Regions from separate parts of the Homo sapiens genome. Here region 2 is linked to region 1. The links are chromatin contacts, found by Hi-C or POLR2A ChIA-PET in ENCODE. All regions are on one chromosome and are shown on one strand. The core of a region is the stretch at or near the end of the contact, and the rest is flanking DNA. Distances in the headings are between cores, read along the strand shown. Region 1 overlaps CAMTA1 (calmodulin binding transcription activator 1). Region 2 overlaps CAMTA1 (calmodulin binding transcription activator 1).

Region 1 (6,497 bases), core at 2,866-5,365:
AGCTTGTGGTGCTGAAGCCATGCTCTTTAAGAAGGAAGAGAGTGCTCTAGGCACCATCTCAACTACGAGGCAGAAGACAGGAAGAAGTCAAGTAATAATAACGGTGCTTATACTAGTTAATGTTTAGTGAGTGCTTAATGTATGCCAGGCACCACTCTAAATAAATGCTTTACATGTCGTAACTCATATAATGCTCCCAGCAGCACCAAGAGGAAGGCGGTGGTACTGTCCTCAGTCATGAATGAGGACACAGACACAGAGAGATTACAGAATTTGTTCAGGGTCACCCTAGCCTCCCACAGCACCTGGGTACCCTTCCCCTTGGGCCCTCATCACACTGCACTGTCATTGCCTGGTAATTTGTTCATCTCCCCAAAATGACGATTTGGAAGATTAATTCTGCTGCAGATTGCCAGCCTCGCACAGGTCTGAAACATGGTGGGTGCTAGTGAACCACGTTTATTGAATCCATGTGACCAACAAAAGAAAAGGCATCAAGCGGGGAAGCCCAATACCTGAGAGAGGCTCCCCCAAAGGGTCCCCTTGAGACGCAAGACCCTCATGAGGGACTCTGGGATGGGGAGAAGCACAATAGGGGCTCCAAATGGGAAACAGATGAAGCCCCCCAACTCCTCCCAGTTTATGGCACATGCAGGCAGAATTACAAATCTTCTAACTGCAGTTATTAGAGGTGCATATTTCATTACTCGCAGCATTGCATATTTATAATTTAGCGGTGTGTAAAAATTTATAAAGGCACAACTAGTGGTTGGTTAATGACAGCCACCGTGGCAGCCCATATTTCGGGTATTTCTCATGTCACAGCAATCTGGCCTGGAACAGAATGCCACATGCATAAAACAGGGGATGAAAAGACAGGAAATGGGCTGGGGGCTTTATGACAAAACCGTTCCTAGACTCACAAAGGTTCTCCCTGTTATTGTCGGTGAGAGGTGAGCTGCTCCAAAAAGGGAGAGTGGGGCCAGGTGCGGGAGGGGATTGAGGAGCATCTCTCTGTGGGCAGATGCACAGAAGCCCAATGCCAGCCAGGCTTCAAAGAGCAAAGCTTTCTGATGGAGAATGATTAAGGCAAGAGACCCCCCACCCCCACCAAAGAGAAAGCAGTCGATGCTTTTGCTGTATTGACAAATGCATAATTTTGTCTTGGAAAAACAATCCCCCTGCCTTTCCAAAAGTGAGTCCTAAAATAGCTGCCTTTCAAAGACCAGCGTCCTGATCGAGTTTTTATTCATCCATGGCTGCAGATGAGCCAGAACGAGTCCTGGAAGTTTACCCCCGAAGCCACAGCTCTGGTCTCACAACTCATCAATTCCGTGTGCTGGATGACAGGGGGCCAGGCCCAGGGGCCCGAGAAAGCCTGCAGCCCGTTCCAGAGCCCAGAGCAGCTTGGCTCAGGGTGGGCTGGACAGGTGGAGGCCTCTGTGCTGCAGGAAGTGAGAGCACTTGCTGGGTAGCAGGAGGCCAGGCTGCCCTCGAGAAGTGGGCTAGAGAGAAAAGCATCTCTGCAGCAGGCATCCCAGGAGCACCCCGGACCTGGGCGCCCCCAGCACTCATCATGTCTGTCCCAGTCTTCAAAGATGATGAATGGGCCTTGGCTTTTTCTGTCCTATCCATGCTGTGGGGAAGAGGTGAGCAGACTCCCCCGAGATCTGGTTACATCCAACATGAACACACTGCCTGGCTCCACACAAGTCATCTGAGGGGCTGGCTGAGCCCAAGGCACCAGCACTACAGGCTCACAGGGATCCTCCCCGGGCCCCACGGGCAAAGCCCCTCAGTCATCAACAAGGGCTGGGAAACTATAAGACTCCTTTGTACGCTCCACCACAAAGTCAAGGAAGTTGATCAACAGAGCCATCTATTTTCACTTGGTACAACAATTAGAGCAGATCTGTATTTTTCCAAACTATCACCCTGAAAAAGTCAAACCACATTACAAATCAAAAAAGAATAATTAAAATCTACACCTCTCGCAATACCGCAGGTGAAGGCAATTACAAGGCACTTCTAATGAGCAATTTACGTAATTTAAAAAGTCAGACCCATAATATGCAAAGAATGCTTCAGATGAATTACTGCCGGGTGACTAGGTGCACTTTGATCCTTGTGTCTGGCCCCTGCTGGCTGTGGCTCCTCTGTCACCCTCACGTCATATTTCTGGGCTCCTGGGTAATAGCCATGGAAGATTTTCTGCATAAGCTCAGACTGTGACTCATATTTAGAAAGTGCATTTAATACCGACTTGCATAAAGGATGGTGGGTAATTGCTGCTAGAATCCAATGTGTGTGTTGTATCTCATCTATGATATGCAATTTAGAAGCTATATTCTAGTAAGAGAACTTTATGACTTGCTGTCATGATAAATAAAAGTTTATGGCATAATGGAATTAATATTTACTTTGAGTGCAACACAGACTATGGAAATAAAGTTGCTCTGGAATCACTTTAAACCAGGAGAGTTTGCAAATGTCACCAACGGACAACACGACACTTCCTCTCATTGCCTGCCAATCATTCACCATCTTTCAGGGTTCTGCTTTAATCAATATCTATACAATTTTTTTTTTTTTGAGACAGAGTTTTGCTCTTTGTTGTCCAGGCTGGAGTGCAGTGGCACCATCTTGGCTCACTGCAACCTCTGCCTCCCGGGTTCAAGTGATTCTCCTACCTCAGCCTCCCGAATAGCTGGGGTTACAGATGCCTACCACCAGGCCTGACTAATTTTTGTATTTTTAGTAGAGACGGGGTTTCACCATGTTGGCCAGGCTGGTCTCGAACTCCTGACCTCAGGTGATCCGCCTGCCTTGGCCTCCCAAAGTATGGGGATTACAGGCGTGAGCCACTGCGCCTGGCCTCTATACAATTTTCTAAACAATTCATGGAGTTAAAAACATTGATGCTGGATGTGATGCAGTAAATGTGGAAGTGATCTGCTGCACCAGGAATGAGCCTGGAAGGGAGGACCAGAGTGGGGACCAGGGTGATTCTGTGCCAGGGTCTAGGGGAGACCCTTGGAGGAAGGAAAATCATGTTTTCTGAGTGAGTCCCTCTAATGCAGCTGTTTTCAGAAGGGCATTTGTGACTCATCGGACATTCAATCTGGTGCTTTATTGCGAAGGGAATTTTTTTTTAAGAATGCTATCTCAAATTCAAATTATACAGAAGCTGCTTGATTCTAAAATAAACAGACAGCAAGCAATTTTCTGACTTTATTCTAAATGATAATTACTTAAGGTACAGGGAGCAGTTGTTCTGGATCTTAAAGGAATCAGACCACAGTCAGGGTTGCTAGGAAGTCAATGACACTTAAGCTTTCGGGGCACCTCTGGTTGCACGGGCCCCTTCTAAGACTCTAGGTCTCATTTTGTGTTCCTTATTTTGTATTGCTTATTCTTACACAAGGTCCTATAAAACTGAGATCTGCCCTGATCAGAAGTCAACTTACATTTCAAAGCAAAATGACACAAACCAAAGAGAGGGGCTAGAAATCCTGTCTCAGTGAGGGGTTGGAACACCTCCTTGTACCCTCTCACCCACAGTCCCTGCTTGTACAGGGCACTGATTGGGCGTGTGTCTCTGTGTGGGGTTGGGGCATTGCTGCCTGAATGTGGCCAGGGAGGAGATGGAAGTGGAGGCTTAATCGGAAGGTTCCAGGAGCCTGAGACACAAGGGCCAGCGTCTGACTCCGGGGAGCCGCTGGCTCATTGCGAGGTTGGAAGCTCTCCGAGTCTGAGTCATGCAGCAGCAGGAGGCAAATTGCCCAGACTATAAACAAGTGGGAGAATTCCAGAGAAAGCCTGGATTACTGGGGTGGTCTGTACCTCCCACCCCCTGCTTAGTTCATATTGAGTCACATACAGCATTACATTAAGGGGGAGAAACTGCTGACAGCACTGGCTTCAGAGTCAAAGGCGAAGCTCTTGCTCAGAGGCTCAGATGATTTCAACAACATTTTTAGATGTACAAAGTATGTTTCATATAAAGAAATCAAGTCATTGTTTCATATACGATTTTATTATGAAGAAGTAATATCTGCTTAATAAAGAATCCATGAAAACGAAGGAAGCACTAGGCAGGGAATCAGGTCTCCCCACCTCCAGCACATATTTTAAAACAGAATTTTCAGAGACTTTGAATTTTCAGGAAGCAGACCTAGAGAGGGGAAGGTACTTGCTTAAGGTCACACAGCAAGTCAGTGGAGAGGCAAGATGCAAACTCAGGACATCTGACTTCATCATCTTGGCCCCTTAGTCAAAGCAAATAGCCTCCTTAGCTCATTGCTACAAAAGGAAACAGTTGAGTCCAAAACCCTTGGGTCTGGTCGGCAAGGGAAGAGAGAGGAAGGAAGGGTGAAATGTTGGCTGCTCGGGACTGTTCTGTCTTAAACATTTTGGTGATTCTCTTCTGAGCCCATTAGGGACTGACTCACCCACGTGTCTGAAATGGTCCCTGAGTGCGTTCCTGGGGCCCTGGATAAGGAACTGGGAGAGCTTCAGAACCTAACACAATGCCTGGCATTTGCTTAATAAAAGTTTGCTGGATAAACAATTTGGTAAATATATATTACAAAATGTATTGATAAATACCTAATTCCCCCAGAGAGAAGTGGTAAAATTCTAATATACAAGAGACCTTGGTAACCTGGGGCCCTTTAGAAACAAAAATCTAGAATTTCCCCTGTAGCAAATGACCGGAATTCCGCCCCTGTAGATGGTGGAAATGTACTTGTGTAGACAGTCCCAGAAGAGAGGGCTGCATGTGGCAGGTCAGGCAGTATTAAGGGTCCCGTTTCTATTCATGGCTCATGGCCAAGAAAAAGATACTCACTGGCCCTCAGAGTAGAAATACATTCCTGGGGACCCCAGGGGATCCACAGGAACTTGTCAGTGACTTTCATAGAGAGGAAAAGACCTGCGGGGTGGGGGGTGGATCATGCATCTCTGGAGAAGGCTAAAATGACAATGCAGCCCCTACTGTTATACCCAGGGATTCCTGATTTGTTTCTCTGATGCTAATCCTACACCCCGCACAGGAAGGCCACCCTCGTACTCAGCCCTGTAGCTTGCCATCCAAAGGCTTCCCATTGAGTCTTCCTTGAGAATCCTTCCCTGGGAGTCCTCTACAGACAGATACCAGCCTAAAAAGGCAACTGAAAAGAATTTACATGGTCTTTGTTCATTTCAGATTATAAATTGTTTGACTCAATTTTATTTCAACTGAAAGGACTACAAACATATATAGAACTGCCGCTGACAAGGGTGATGAGCTGGTATAGGGAATGGGAAGGAATGGTAAACATTAAACCAAATAGATATTGATTCCTGCCACAATGAAGTGACTAGGATTGGATTTGCCCTCCTGCTGTAAACAATCATGAAACTAGACAAAAATATCTGAGGCTACTCTTTGTAGGGATTGTACAACAGGCAGTTCAGGACTGTGGTTCTGCCAGAAAAAAAACACACAAGATAAGCCCCATGTTTGCCCAGCCTTTTGGCCCATTATGCAGGACGATGGGGCACAGCAGCCTAGATTATAGGAGAAGGCAAAAATCAAGAGTTTGGGGCTGCTAAAGCAGCTAGAACTTACAGGTCTGGGCTCTGGAGAGAAGAATCTTGTGCAGAAAGTAGGCCCTAGAAGTCTGCCTGGAGGTACCCTGTGAGTACTTGGTTGAGGGCAGAACTGCCCACATGCAGGGCAAAACTCCATAGCTGTTATAAGACTGAAAGCTAAGCAGAGATACTAGAAGTCATGCAGAGCTGGCAGAGCTTTGAATTCTGGCCAAGCCAGACGAGAGAACCCTTGCTGAGTACCTTGGGCATTTGTTCCCCAAAAGGCCAGGCCTTAGGAACAAGGACTATACCCTACAGGAAAGGCCAAAGCCTAGGAATAAGGGCAAAATAAAAATGGACCAACTCTAATAAAGATTCAAACCAAGCCTGACCAGACCAAGAGGATCTGCCAGTAATTAACTGACCTGCCAGAACAAAATTCAACACCTTTTATAGAAAACAACATAACCCACACTCCCCTACCACATATCTTCTAAAATATCTAGAATAGAGATATACCATGTTCATGGATTAAAATTGGACTACAGATTTAACAAACTCAAAGAGCTTTTTACTCTTTTTGGGCAGGGAGAAATTATTTTTGCAAAATTAGGACATTTCTGAAAATACAGTTTTGTAGCTTTCTTTTTCCATTTGGTCCTCCATCCCCTCTCACCAAGCATTTGGCACAGCTAACCATTTCCTCCTTCTTGGAAGCCCCTCTTCACCTGGCTTCCAGGTCACCATGCTTTCCTGGTTTTCTTGCCCCCTGTGTCTCCATTTCCTTTGCTGGCTCTCCCTTTTTGTCCAGGCAGCTAAATGTTTTAGGTGTCAGGGGTCTAAGTCTTTAGTCATTTTCTCTCCTTTATACTCTTTCTCTCGGTGGTCATCCGTGATTAATGACTACAAAAGTCTGTATCTCT
Region 2 (6,497 bases), core at 1,196-3,695, 250 kb before region 1:
GGATACCCTTGAGGTTCACAGTTTACTGGGAGGTGCCAGCATTCACACATCATTACCCACTGTTGACAGAGGCAGCTGATAACTCCCTGAGTCTTGTTCTCGCCTCCATTAGCAGATTGCTTGAAAAAAAAAGTCAGAAAAATTCAGTTCTCAGATTTGGGCCCCCACCATCTGGCTTGGGAAGTCTGCTGGGTTTTGTTTCTGCCCTACAGAAATCTGGCTTCTTTTTTTGGCATGGGGTTGGGGGGGATGAAGCAAGCCAAGATAAGGGGTTCCAGGAACTGGGACAACCTCAGAAGGTCATTGAAACTCAAGTCCTGGGGGAGGAGGAAGAACCCAGCTTGTGGTCAAAGGCAGACGCTAAGGAGAGGGTGGGAGGGACATCGTCAGTGTTTGTGTGAGGCTGAAAATGGCAGAAAGAGCCAACAGGTCAGAGATGATCAGGGTGGAGGCAGTGACAGGAGGGGGCAAGAGCAGGGATAGCAAATTACTTTTCTCTTATTCATGGGCTTCTACTGACAGCTGACAGCTGTAGGGCCAGGCTGGGCAGGATTCTGAGACTGCATTTGGAAAATGTGCTGTGATCCATTAGTAATGTCTGCCCTGGGCACGGGAGGGGAAGGTGGCAGCTGGTGATTTGTTATCGCAGCATGTAAGGCAAGTGGTTTAGAACTAAGACGAGGAAGAGCAACCTCACACCTAGAACAGCATTTGGCACATACTAGGTCTCTACAGATATCTGCCAAGCAACCAGCTGAAAGAGTGAAGGAGTGCAGGGTAGAGAAATGGAGGAAGATGACCACTTCTGGGGAATTCCTAAGCCCTGGGCCAGCAAGGGAGCTTGAAGGGAGGTACCTGGCAGGAAAACACCCTTCTTCTTCCATGTAATGAAACGAACCCGGGAATGACTCCTGCCTTCCTTTATGTGGAGGAAATTTTCAGCTACCACCACCCAGGCCATCTTCTACATTTATTTCCCTCTTCTCTCATGCTTCCAGACACTTCCCTGCAGTGTGCACTAGAACAGAGCCCACATCCAGGAATTTTAGAGTCCAGAACCCATCACTTTGTGGCCCACTGAAAGAACCTGAGTACAAATTGCTAGGACCTGAGTACAGACTCCCCAGAGACAGAGCAGGGGGGCAGTCATGTTGGTCTCATCTTAGCACAGGGTGACAATCACTTCTGATTTCACGCCCCTGCATCATGTGGCTGTTCAGGCCTGGACTCAGAGTCACTGTTGAGATAGCCCTGCAGAGCACGACCTCCCTTCTCTTTGAATCCAAGCTCTTGATTGCAGGTGAGAATTCTTGTTAGAGCTACAGGACCCAGGGTTCCTGACACTTTGCCTGGAGATGTCTGGGAAGCTGCCCTTTCCTTTCCTGAGGCTTAAACCAGGGAAGTTTCTCTCAGCACCTTTCAGCACCCCCATCTGGGCCTCCAGGAAATCTGTGCAGTCACCTCTGAGCCAGGTTCTGTGCACAGATGGGGGACACCAAAGAGGGTCAGGGACAGAACCCTGAGCTTCGCTTATCCCTCTTGCTTTCAATCTTTCAGTCCACTAGGCTGTGAGCTCCCTCCAGGGGAGCCCTGTGGGATGGGTCCTGCATCTCAGCCCCTACACGTGGCAGCACTCAATACACAGCTGATGGCTCTGGGAATGGATGACTACACTTTCTCTAAAGCACAGATTTCTGCACAGCTCTCCCTCACTGCCAGTGTGCCCTCTTCATCATAGCTGAGCCCTGAATTCACTCACTCATTCACTCATTCATTCACTCACTCAATTATTCACTCATTCATTCATTCCCTCATTCATTCATTCCCTCATTCATTCACTCACTTATTCACTCATTCATGCATTCACTCATTCATTCATTCACTCATTCATTCATGCATTCACTCATTCATTCATTCACTCATTCATTTACTCACTCACTCATTCGTTCATTCACTCAAGGTACTTCATGTGTGCCAGGCCCTGTTCTCACTACCAATCTTAGCACAGTCTTTAGCTTCTCTGAAAGCCAGTTAGACTGCGGCTGTTCCTATTGCAGCTCCCAGAGGTCCCTCTGTCCTCACCGGCTGTTGGGGGAAGGTTTGCCACAATGACATCCCCACTCAGCTACTGCTTAACATGGACAGGGCAGGAGAGAAACAGGGTAAGAGGCTCTCCGTGCGGCTCCGTGCTCCTTGGACTGTAACCTCCTGGTTCACTGTGACTCTGGAGGTCAACTCTGAGCACGCCATCCCGGGAGCTGTGGCAGGGGCCTCCACCAGCTCTTCCCCTAACCCAGCCTCCCTGCTTTGCTGCAGTGCACCATTGCGGAACTGGGCGGGCTGCTCCAGAGCCCTGAGTGTTTGGACAGGAAGCAGGAGAGCCAGTCCTCCCCTGCTTTCAGTTTAATGAGCAACCTCCTGGATATGCGTGGGCAGTGACCCGGGATGGACAGGGCTCACAGTGGCTGCGGCCTGAAGCCCAGGCGAGCCAGCTTCTGGACTTCCTCCTTCCTTCCCTCCTGTCGGCCAGTGCTCTGCTCCTGTCCCACCCCTGTGTGTCAGGCGCACACACAGGAGAGTCTGCTGAATGCTGTTTCACAAGCAGAGTCTGGCCGAGACAGGCACATCCACTGTTCCCAGTGAACACAACTGGGAATGGCTCCTGGGTGGATGGAGAAATGGGGCCATGGTTTGCCTGACCCTGTGCAGCAAGCTCTGCATCACACTTTACGGCACCTTGCAGGGGCTGAGTGAGGTCCGGGCTCAGAGGTCCTGTTCTGGGACTTGGCGGTCCAGAGATGCAGCCTCTTGTGGCAGAAGCATCGTTCCCTTGCCTCCAGAGCTAGGCTGGGTGGCACTGGGGGGGTGTGGTGGCCTTCAGAAGGCTACTTCATCAGTCCCTCTGGCCATCAGCCTTGCTCTGTCAAAGGAGGAGGCTGGTGCCCCTTGGGGTCAGACTGGGGTTTGAATCCAAGTTCTACCGTCTCCCACTGTGTGACCTATGGCAAGTCACTGGTCCTCTCTGAGCTTCTCTTTCCTCACCTACAGGCCCACTTCTAGGATTCTGGTGAGGATTAAATGAGAGGATTTTAAAAAGTGCATATCCTGGAACCTGGCTGAGGTCTACACTGGAGTCCCAGTCCTACTTAACTCTCCCTCCCTGGGGGTTTTTCTGTGCTTGGTTCTGTGCTGAGGCCATCAGGAATGGAGAGAAGCCTAAGAGGTGTCCTTCTACCCCTGGGAACCAGCCAGCTGGTAAGACCAGAGAGAACCTCTTAGGGAGCAGTCCCAGCAGCAGAGACCCAGTGCCAGGGACAGGCTCCAAGGGCCACAGATACTGGACACCAGGGACAGGCTCTGAGGGCCACGGGGACCCAGGCCTGATCAGGCCCTATTCAGGCAAAGCCACAGGGGAGTCGGGTTGCATTAAATTCTCTGGAGTGTCAGGAAGCTTCAGCAGCCACAGTGTCCCCAGTAGGGGAGGGGGCTGCTGGGAGCCTGCGGTGAGGACGTGACCCGATGGACACAGGAAGTTGCCTGGAAGACACACGGTTCTCTGGAGCTCAAGGCCACTTCAGGCATGCTCTGTTACGAATGGAGAGAAGGAACAAGCGTCTGGGAACTAGCTGGGTGCCTTCCTCCTCTGTGCCCTGCGTTTTCTTCCTCATAAACACCTGTGTGTGTGCACACACATGCACATACACACTCATGCACAGATACATACATGTGCACACACACACATGCACATACACTCAGTGCACCTGCGCACACATGTCCTTTGGCCCTGCAGCTCTTGTCCGACCTCCGGAGCCCAGCTGGGCACAGGATGTGATAAGCACCCTCCTCCCTTCCTTGCTTCTCCCCTCTGGGCAGGGAAGCCCCAGGGTGGCTAGGGTGGAGACTGGGGTGGAGACCAGGAGGGACTAGTGAGTAACCTCGTGGTGCTTCCCTCCCTGTGAGGGTGAAGGTCACACTGGCTCTCCCAGGCCAATCCTGCGCCTTCCCAGACCTTTCAATGAGGTTGTCTCTGCATCTGTTCCAGTCAGTAATTAGACAAAAATCCATTAAAATGAAGCGGGGGTACTTTGCCTTCCTGTGAAGGAGGCCAAGGGAGATTCCTCGTGGGGAGGGGGCAGAGAGAGCTGGGGTGTCTATGGGCTGCTGCTGGGCCTGGGAGAGAGAGGCCCAGGTGAGAGAGGGTCAGCTGGGTGGGTGTGGTCAGGTGAGGGGGCCGGGTGGTAGGGGCCAGGTAGGAGAGGACCATGTGAAAGACGGTCAGGTAGGAGAGGGCCGGGTGGGAGGGGCAGGTGTCAGGGTTCAGTGGGGAGGAGTCAGGGGGAGGGGCCAGGTAGGAGAGGACTGTGTGAGACAGAGTCAGGTAGGGGAGGGCCAGCTGCGAGGAGGCCAGGTAGGTGTGGTTAGGTGAGGGGCCAGGTGGGAGGGGGCCAGGTAGGAAAAGATCACGTTAAAGAGGGTCAGGTAGGAGAGGGCCAGGTAGGAGGGGCCCAGGTGGGAGGGATTATGGGGAGGGGACAGAGGGCGAGGCCCCTACCATATGGGAGGGGCCCAGGTGGCCAGGGCCAGGGAGGGGAGGTCCAGGTGGGAGAAAGCCGGGTGGGAGTGGCTGGGTGGCACAGGCAGTGGGAGGCCCTGGGCTTCCCCATTCAGGACTCTGGATCAGGGCCACACTCTTGAGGCAAAAAGGAATGGTGAGTGGCCCAGGTTAAACTTGCTCACTGGACTCCGGAACCATCATCTTGTTCTTCCCCTCCCAGACCAGGGTCTCCAAAGAAAGATCTGCATTTAACACTCCATTAACCCTCTGTATCAGCTTCTCTTCCTACCACTCTGGGAGCTGTGGATTCACAGATTTTTAAATCCAAAGTTACTAGGTCAGCTCAGCTGTCTTCTGCCTCTGGGCACCCTTAGCCTCACTCCAGCCCCTCCCAGAAACTCACCCTCTCCTCCACTCCCTGCACCCTCTCCTCCACTCCCCTGCAATGACTCCTTGGGATTCTCCTCCTTTGCACACCCTCCTCCTCCTTCCTTCCCTCTTTCAGATTCCTTTGAGACTCCTCCTCCGAGCACCAGAGCCCCTAACCTCTGTCTCTTATGTTCCTCTCTCTATAGATGCTGTGGTCTCTGAGATGGGGCCAGCCTCTTCTCTGAGCCCCCAGGGCCAAGCCTGGGCGCTTGGCACACAGGAGGCTCTCCTAAGTTCTTGAAGAATGAAACCCTCCCGCCCTCACCCTCCCATTCTTACTCTGAGCTCTTTCTTCTTCCTACAACACATATCACTTTCTGACATGCTTGAGTTACTCATTTTTTTCTTTTCTGTTTGTCTCTCCCGGCCCACAGGTGTCTTTGTTTTAATCACTCATGAACCTCACATATCACTTGAGGACATTGTCTGATTGATAGTGGGTCCTTAAAAATATTTGTGAGATGAAAAGATTTAAACTAAAGCTGGGCCAGTCCACAACTGCATTTTATCTAAAGCACTTTTTCCACAAGTAGACTTTCTGAATGCCCCAGGGCATTGGAGAGGAAATGAGTCATCCCATTTCTGACGCCTTTGCTGACAGCCAAGCACAGGTTCTGTGGGCACCAATCGGGGGAATAAGGATGAGGGAGGTGGCCAAGGGGTTCTGTGGTGGCAGGAGAAGGTCAAATACGGTCAGCTTCCTGCTGCCAACAAGGTCAACCCGGAAGAAAATGAGAAGGGACCTGGTGAGTCCCGAGTAGAAGTCAAAACACCCTCCACGGGCATCTCCACCCCTAAGAGGGACCCTCCATGGGCACCTCCACCCCTAAGAGGGACCCTGCATGGGTGCCTCCACCCCTAAGGGGGCACCCTCCACGGGCACCTCCACCCATAAGGGGTGCCCTCCACCAGCACCTCCGCCCCTAAGGGACACCTCCATGGGCATCTCCACCTCTAAGAGGGACCCTGCAAGGGCACCTCCACCCCTAAGGAGGCACCCTCCATGGGCACCTCCACCCCTAAGGGGGCACCTTCCATGGGCATCTCCACCCCTAAGGGGGCACCCTCCACCAGCACCTCTACCCCTAAGGGGGTACCTTCCATGGGCATCTCCACCCCTAAGGGGACACCCTACACCAGCACTTCCACTCCTAAGGGGCACCCTGCATGGGCACTTCCACCCCTAAGGGGGCACCCTCCACCAGCACCTCCACCCCTAAGGGGGCACCCTCCACGGGCACCTCCACCCCTAAGGGGTGCCCTCCACCAGCACCTCCGCCCCTAAGGGACACCTCCATGGGCATCTCCACCTCTAAGAGGAACCCTGCAAGGGCACCTCCACCCCTAAGGAGGCACCCTCCATGGGCACCTCCACCCCTAAGGGGGCACCTTCCATGGGCATCTCCACCCCTAAGGGGGCACCCTCCACCAGCACCTCCACCCCTAAGGGGATACCTTCCATGGGCATCTCCACCCCTAAGGGGACACCCTACACCAGCACCTCCACCCCTAA

Evidence for each region. A loop is a pair of places that touch in the nucleus more often than their neighbours do. ChIA-PET counts read pairs that join two places held with the same protein, here RNA polymerase II (POLR2A).
Region 2: a map of chondrocyte shows a loop between it and region 1 (2.3-fold over the local background). The contact joins two enhancer-like sites. A Hi-C loop is called at or near these places in 2 of 168 maps with a recorded cell type or tissue (A673 and chondrocyte). POLR2A ChIA-PET finds 5 or more read pairs at or near these places in 1 of 52 experiments (activated T-cell).

Annotation. Positions count from the first base shown.
Region 1 is chr1:7,296,774-7,303,270 of GRCh38, reverse strand. The region is part of intron 5 of CAMTA1 (calmodulin binding transcription activator 1); the gene reads right to left. Among named protein-coding and RNA genes, the nearest start is that of CAMTA1-IT1, 64 kb to the left of the region's middle. Within about 2 kb of position 4,115, at least 14 of the 41 ENCODE cell types and tissues checked have a DNase peak (open chromatin) inside an H3K27ac peak, as active enhancers do.
Region 2 is chr1:7,548,561-7,555,057 of GRCh38, reverse strand. All of the region lies in intron 6 of CAMTA1 (calmodulin binding transcription activator 1), which reads right to left. Among named protein-coding and RNA genes, the nearest start is that of CAMTA1-AS1, 110 kb to the right of the region's middle. Within about 2 kb of position 2,445, at least 6 of the 41 ENCODE cell types and tissues checked have a DNase peak (open chromatin) inside an H3K27ac peak, as active enhancers do.